Linked DNA regions of Homo sapiens: region 1 is linked to region 2. A link is an interaction called in ENCODE POLR2A ChIA-PET data of the cell type or tissue named here. Cell type or tissue: CD4-positive, alpha-beta T cell. All regions are shown on one strand. Links, peaks and the distances in the headings refer to the core of each region. The heading gives the core; the rest is flanking DNA. Region 1 overlaps LOC105372790 (a long non-coding RNA gene). Region 2 overlaps LINC00649 (long intergenic non-protein coding RNA 649).

Evidence for each region. ChIA-PET counts read pairs that join two places held together with the same protein. Peaks named below come from ENCODE experiments on the same cell type or tissue, not always from the same donor. Only the 100,000 strongest peaks of a DNase experiment are listed, where the experiment ranks them.
Region 1: POLR2A ChIA-PET joins it to region 2 with 5 read pairs; 16 of 35 experiments call an interaction of 5 or more read pairs at or near these places.

What each region holds. Positions count from the first base shown.
Region 1 is chr21:34,021,875-34,024,791 of GRCh38, reverse strand. The region is part of intron 2 of LOC105372790 (a long non-coding RNA gene); the gene reads right to left. Among named protein-coding and RNA genes, the nearest start is that of MRPS6, 50 kb to the left of the region's middle. In CD4-positive, alpha-beta T cell, for the core only: no CTCF peak of the experiment used is centred there; a DNase peak (open chromatin) is centred at 1,701.
Region 2 is chr21:33,944,292-33,947,208 of GRCh38, reverse strand. It overlaps LINC00649 (long intergenic non-protein coding RNA 649), which reads right to left. Exons shown (of 3, transcript NR_038883.2): 2 at 1,314-1,399. Among named protein-coding and RNA genes, the nearest start is that of LINC00649, 15 kb to the right of the region's middle. In CD4-positive, alpha-beta T cell, for the core only: no CTCF peak of the experiment used is centred there; a DNase peak (open chromatin) is centred at 1,158; H3K27ac peaks cover 140 bases.

The DNA.
Region 1 (2,917 bases), core at 292-2,791, 77 kb before region 2:
ACCATCTGGCCTTACCTACTTCCCCAGTCTGATCTCTCCATATTCCACCCTCACATGTTAATACTCCAGCCAAACCAAGCCACCTACACTTGGCCTCCTGGTCTTTGCTTATGGTTTTCTGCTCCTGGAATATTATTTCCAGCTCTCCTGGCTGCCCAAATCACACTTACATTTTATATTCATTTATTCCACAAACATATCTTGAGTGCCTGCTATGTGTCATAACCTATCCTAGGCGCAGAGGATGCGGTAGAAAACAAAACAGAAAAATATCTCACTTCATGAGCTTCCACTTTGGTTAAGAGAGACAGACACAAACTATCAGCAAGTGAATACAGGGAGTGCATCAGATAGCGCTAGTGCTTTAAAGAAAAATAAAACAGGAGGGTAAGGGGTTAAGTTTTTAACTAAGCAGTACATGAGAGTCCTCACCGAGGAGATGGCATTTAAGCCTGGCTTGAACATTACTCCCTCCTGGAAGCCTCCTGGAAATTTCCCAAGACCAGGGTAGGCGTCATCTTTATAAACTTCTATGAAGCCTTTATTTACCCATCATAGCACTTACCGCACTTTAAAGGACTTTTGTGTTTGCGTGTGAGTGTCAACTGTAAACTTTGTGAGGACAGAGACTGAGTCTGTTATTTATTGTATATCAACAGCTCCTTGTAGATATATGTTCCTTGAACAAACGGATGCATTGACAGCCTACATTATTTACAAGTTTTATTATACAAAAAATTTATGTAGTATTTATTGTAATGTCCTGTGTTACAAATCACTTTCTCACCCACTGTCTCGTTTGAGAGATGTGGGTCTTATTGTCACCTTTTAACAGACACTCAGAAAAGTTAAGTTTCTTGCCCAGAGTGTCACAATAAAGGCTAAACCCAGCTCAATCACAGCTCTCACATCTTCAGACCCAGAGTGCTTTCTAGAAAAGCCCCCTGCCTTCCTGCATGTTCTAAGAAAACGCAAACCACTAACCCCAGGGCATTAGCCGTCCTCAGCCAATTTTTACTGTTCCTCCCTGAGTTATCATATTCTCATCTCCCCAGAAAACTTCCACCAAATGCTAAAGCCAACATTTAAATCCAAAGGTAAAACCTTCTGGAATTCCTTGATGTAGCCACTGCACAGGCTGGCCTGTGTTCTCATATCAGTTTTCAGAACAATTCTTGCCCTCCTGCAAGTCCACATTTAGCAGATCCACTCAGACAACTACAGAGTGGGGATCAATTGAATTCCTTTCCTAGCTGACACTTTTGAGCTAAGACTGTCTTTTCCATGTGTTAATTTTAAAATGTGGGTTTCATAAAAGCTGCAGGCGGAACAGCAGATGGGGGTCCGTTAGCAATCATTAATATCCTCTATTCGTTGCCTGCCCCCCCAATTGATAAAGTGTCACTCCACTTGGGCAAAAGGGGCCAAAAAGGGAGCGGGGCACAGAAACTCACTGTTCAACAAAAGCCCTCCCATGCAGTGAAGAGCTGGCCCCATCAGAGTGCCTGTGTCTTGCAGGATTTGGAGAAGGGAGCCTCAGCTACCCTCCCTTGAGCGAGGTGAAGTTTGTTGCAGGAGTGATGGGACAGCTCTTGGTAGTTTTCCACTTGCTACTCATGAGTTCTCACCCTGTTTGGCTCTTTGTCACTTGGTCCCATAAAAACACCCACTGCAGGATGCTTGCTCATGCCACCCACCCACCAAATGGCATGTGGCAAAGAGGGTCAGAAGTTCACACACTTCCTCTTTGTTTTCTTGTGTTTCTTTCTGCATAAGCACCTCTCAACAGGCCAAATGGTTGTTGTTGCCACATAGATTTTTGTATTGATGGTTTCCTGCCATCCCCTCATTCTCAAGAGTGGATGGGGGCAGAACAGGGGAGAGTTAACTATTTTGATGAAGAGCAGTTTATAGGATGAATAGGCACAGACAACAAAAGTAAGCCTGGATGCTTTGAAATGAGCTGCTTTGTATTGAAGAGCTTGCTTCTGCCCTGCAATACTTCCTTGCAGTTGAATAGATACTGCAGAGAGTAAACACACTTATCTCTCTCGAGAAAGAAAAAAAATTGTGTTCCCAGGAAGCTGGAAAATTCTCCCATAGGTATAAACATTTAGGAAAAAAGAGATAAGCCGCCTAATTCTAATAACTAGGAATAACCAATTAGGTCATCTGTCCTCACCTCTGTCACTTCTCTCTGAGGCTTGTGGTGTTCAAATTCTGCTACCCTTAACTTTCTAGAAGGAGGGAGAAACACCTCAATTCCTTTCCACTCTTCCGGTTCAGATGGTTCAAACAGCTGGACTTCTTTGACAAAAAAAAAATGACTTTAATCATGATAGAAACATAGTACTTGAAACACAGAACAAACAGAAGAGAAAAACATTTTCTGTGATAGTTTTCTCTTTTGGTTTCTGAAAAGTGAGCAAAATTTTTAATTAAAAAAACCCATAAAATTGCCTTAGGACACTCTCGACACAGATGAGAGAAGACAGTCATTAAAATAAATTACAGAATGGGAAATGGCACCATTACCATTCTCCACTGATTTTTTTTAGAAGTGTCTTTTACCAAAAACCTTTTTGACATTCTAATAAAAGCAAAATGTTTTAAGTTAGGAGTGGCTTTTCAGAGCAATATCCCTTTGCCTCAATGGTTACTAACCAAAATACATGGATAAGATAAATCTGAATAAAAGCAAGAACTAAACCAAACTGAATTAACTTCTTCTCAGCCAGAGGTTAATTTTAAAGCATTAAGCTGAACCATCATTCCTGATGATTGTGGAATGAAGTATTTGGAAGTATACGTTTCATCAACAACTGGGAGACACGGAGTGTGGTTAGGAGAATACCTTGGAATTACACAGTGCTGGGTTCAAACCTGAATTGAGTCATTTCCTAGTTGTGTTCTCTTG
Region 2 (2,917 bases), core at 199-2,698:
AGAGTGTGAACCCCTCAAAGTCGGCACCATTTTATAAATCTCTTTATGGTATCAACCCAGCACATATCCAATACATACTAGATGCTCACTCATGCTGCCTGTGTGTATGGAGACATGGAGAAACAAAAATTAACTAAATCCAATTCACGTTTTGGAATCCTTATTTATTCCCATGCATTACAGGATAGATTCAATATGCCCTGTCAAGTCCCAGGAAAGTAATGAAGACCTAGGAAAGGATACAACAGAAAACGTTCTGAATGTTACACAATTTGAAATGCCATGATGTCATAAAGCATTCTTAGAAAAGGTAATAGTTGGCCGGAGGTGGTGGCTCACTCCTATAATCCCAGCACTTTGGGAGGCCGAGGCGGGCAAATCACCTGAGGTCAGGAATTCGAGACCAGCCTGACCAACAGGGTGAAACTCCGTCTCTACTACAGATACAAAAATTCGCCAGGCATCACCTGTAATCCCAGCTACTCGGGAGGCTGAGGCAGGAGAATTGTTTGAACCCAGCAGGGGGAGGTTGCAGTGAGCTGAGATGGCGCCACTGCACTCCAGCCTGGGTGACAGAGTGAAACTCTGTCTCAAAAAAGAAGAAAGAAAGAGAGAGAGAGAGAGAGAGAGAGAAAGGAAGGAAGGAAGGAAGGAAGGAAAGAAAGAAAGAAAGAAAGAAAAAGAAAGAAAGAAAGAAAGAAAGGAAAGAAAGAAAGAAAGAAAGAGAAAGAAAGAAAAGGTAATAACTATCAAAAGTCTCCCCACAGTCAGGGATGAGGACCAATTCTATACATAAGTAAATTAGGGAAGGGGAAAGTTAGAACTAATAAAAATATTTGCCCTGTCAGATTGGGGTAATGTCTGAAATTTCCACAATATTTGCTTATTTAGATTAAGATATTGAAGACCTGTGTCAAAATGTAAATGTTCTGTAGCCACAGCAATGTATAAATCCATTATTAACCTCAGGTGCATTTGCTAAATTTATTAAATCCATTCCCAGAGTGTAAGAGACCTAGGGATTGAGACTTGAAGCATGTAATTGTGTTTTTACATTATGGAAATGTCCAAACATGTACAAACTTGAAGTAATAGTGTAATCAAGCTCTATGTGCTCATCAGCTAGCTTCAACAATTATCATCCTATCACCAGCCCTGTTTTATCTACTTCCTCCCAACACACACACATTGGAGTGTTTTGAAACAAATCTAAAACCTCATAGCATTTCATTCATACATATTACAGTATATAACTCTAAAATATAAAGACTTTTTTTTTTTTTTTTTTTTTTTTTTTAGAGACAGGTACTCACTATGTTGTTCAGGCTGGTCTCAAACTCCTGGCCTCAGGCAATCCTCTCATGTAGCTGGAATTACAGTCCTGAGCCACCGCACCCAGCTAAAAACATAAAGACTTTTTAAAAACATAACCACAATACCAGTATCACACCTGAAAAAAAACCCCAACAATTTCTTTTTTTTTTTTTTTTTTCTATTTTTTTGACATGGAGTCTCGCTCTGTTGCCCAGGCTGGAGTGCAATGGCATGATCTTGGCTCACTGCAACCTCCACCTCCTGGGTTCGAGCAGTTCTCCTGCCTTAGCCTCCCAAATAGCTGGGACTACAGGCATGCACCAAAATGCCCAGCTAATTTTTGTTATTTTTAGTAGAGACAGGGTTTCACCCTGTTGGCCAGGCTGGTCTCAAACTCCTGACCTCAGGTGATCCACCTGCCTTGGCCTCCCAAAGTGCTGGGATTACAGGTGTGAGCCACCACACCTGGCCAACAATTTCTTAATATCAGTAAATATCTGGTCAGTACTCAATATTCAAATATCCCTGTTAAAACAATTCAGGGGTTCTTTTTGAATTAATGAACTTGAATTATTAGAGCAGTTTTAGGTTCACAGCAAAATTGAGCAGAAAGTACACTTCCCATATGCCCACTGCACCCAGACATGCACCACCTCCCCCACTATGGACGTCCCCCACCAGAGGATGATCTTTGTCACAATCAGTGAACCTACACTGATACATCATTATCACCCAATGTCTGTAGTTTACATTGGAGTTCATTCTCGGTGTTGTATACTCTTTGGTTTGGACAAATGTATCATGATATGGATCCACCATTACAGAACCATAAAGAACAGTTTGACGTCCCTACAAATCCTCCGTGCTCTGCCTGTTGATCCTGCCCTCCCTCCAACCCCTGTCAACCACTATCTCCACCGTTTTGCCTTTTTCAAAATATCATATAGTTGGAATCATACGTAGCCTTTTCAGATTGGTTTCTTTCACTTCATAATCGCATTTAAATTTCCTCCATGTCTTTTCATGGCTTGACAGCTCATTTCCTTTTAGTACTGAATAATATTCCACTGTCTGGATGTACCACAGTGTGTTTTTCCATTCGCCTACTGGAGGACATCTTGGTTGCTTCCAAGTTTTGACAACTATGAATAAAGCAGTTATAAAATCCTGTGTAGGTTTCTGTGTGGATATGTTTTCAGCTCATTTGGGTAAATATCAAGGAGTATAATTGCTGGATCATGTGGTAAGAGTATGTTAGTTTTGTAAGAAACTGCCAAAGTGTCTTCCAAAGTGTCTGTATCATTTTGCATTCTCAGCAGCAAAGAATGAGAGTTCTTGTTGTTCCACTTTCTCGTCAGCATTTGGTGCTGTCAGTGTTTGGATTTTGGCCCTTGTAATAGGTATGTAGTTGTATCTTTTGTCATTTTTATTTGCAATTCCCTAACAATAAATGATGTTGAACATCTTTTCATATGCTTATTTGGTATCCATATATCTTCTTTGGTGAGGTGTCTGTTCAGGTCTTTTGCCCATTTTTTAATTGAACTGCTCCTTTTCATTTTTTCTTTTTCTTTTTGTTTTTTTTTTTTGAGACAGGGTCTTG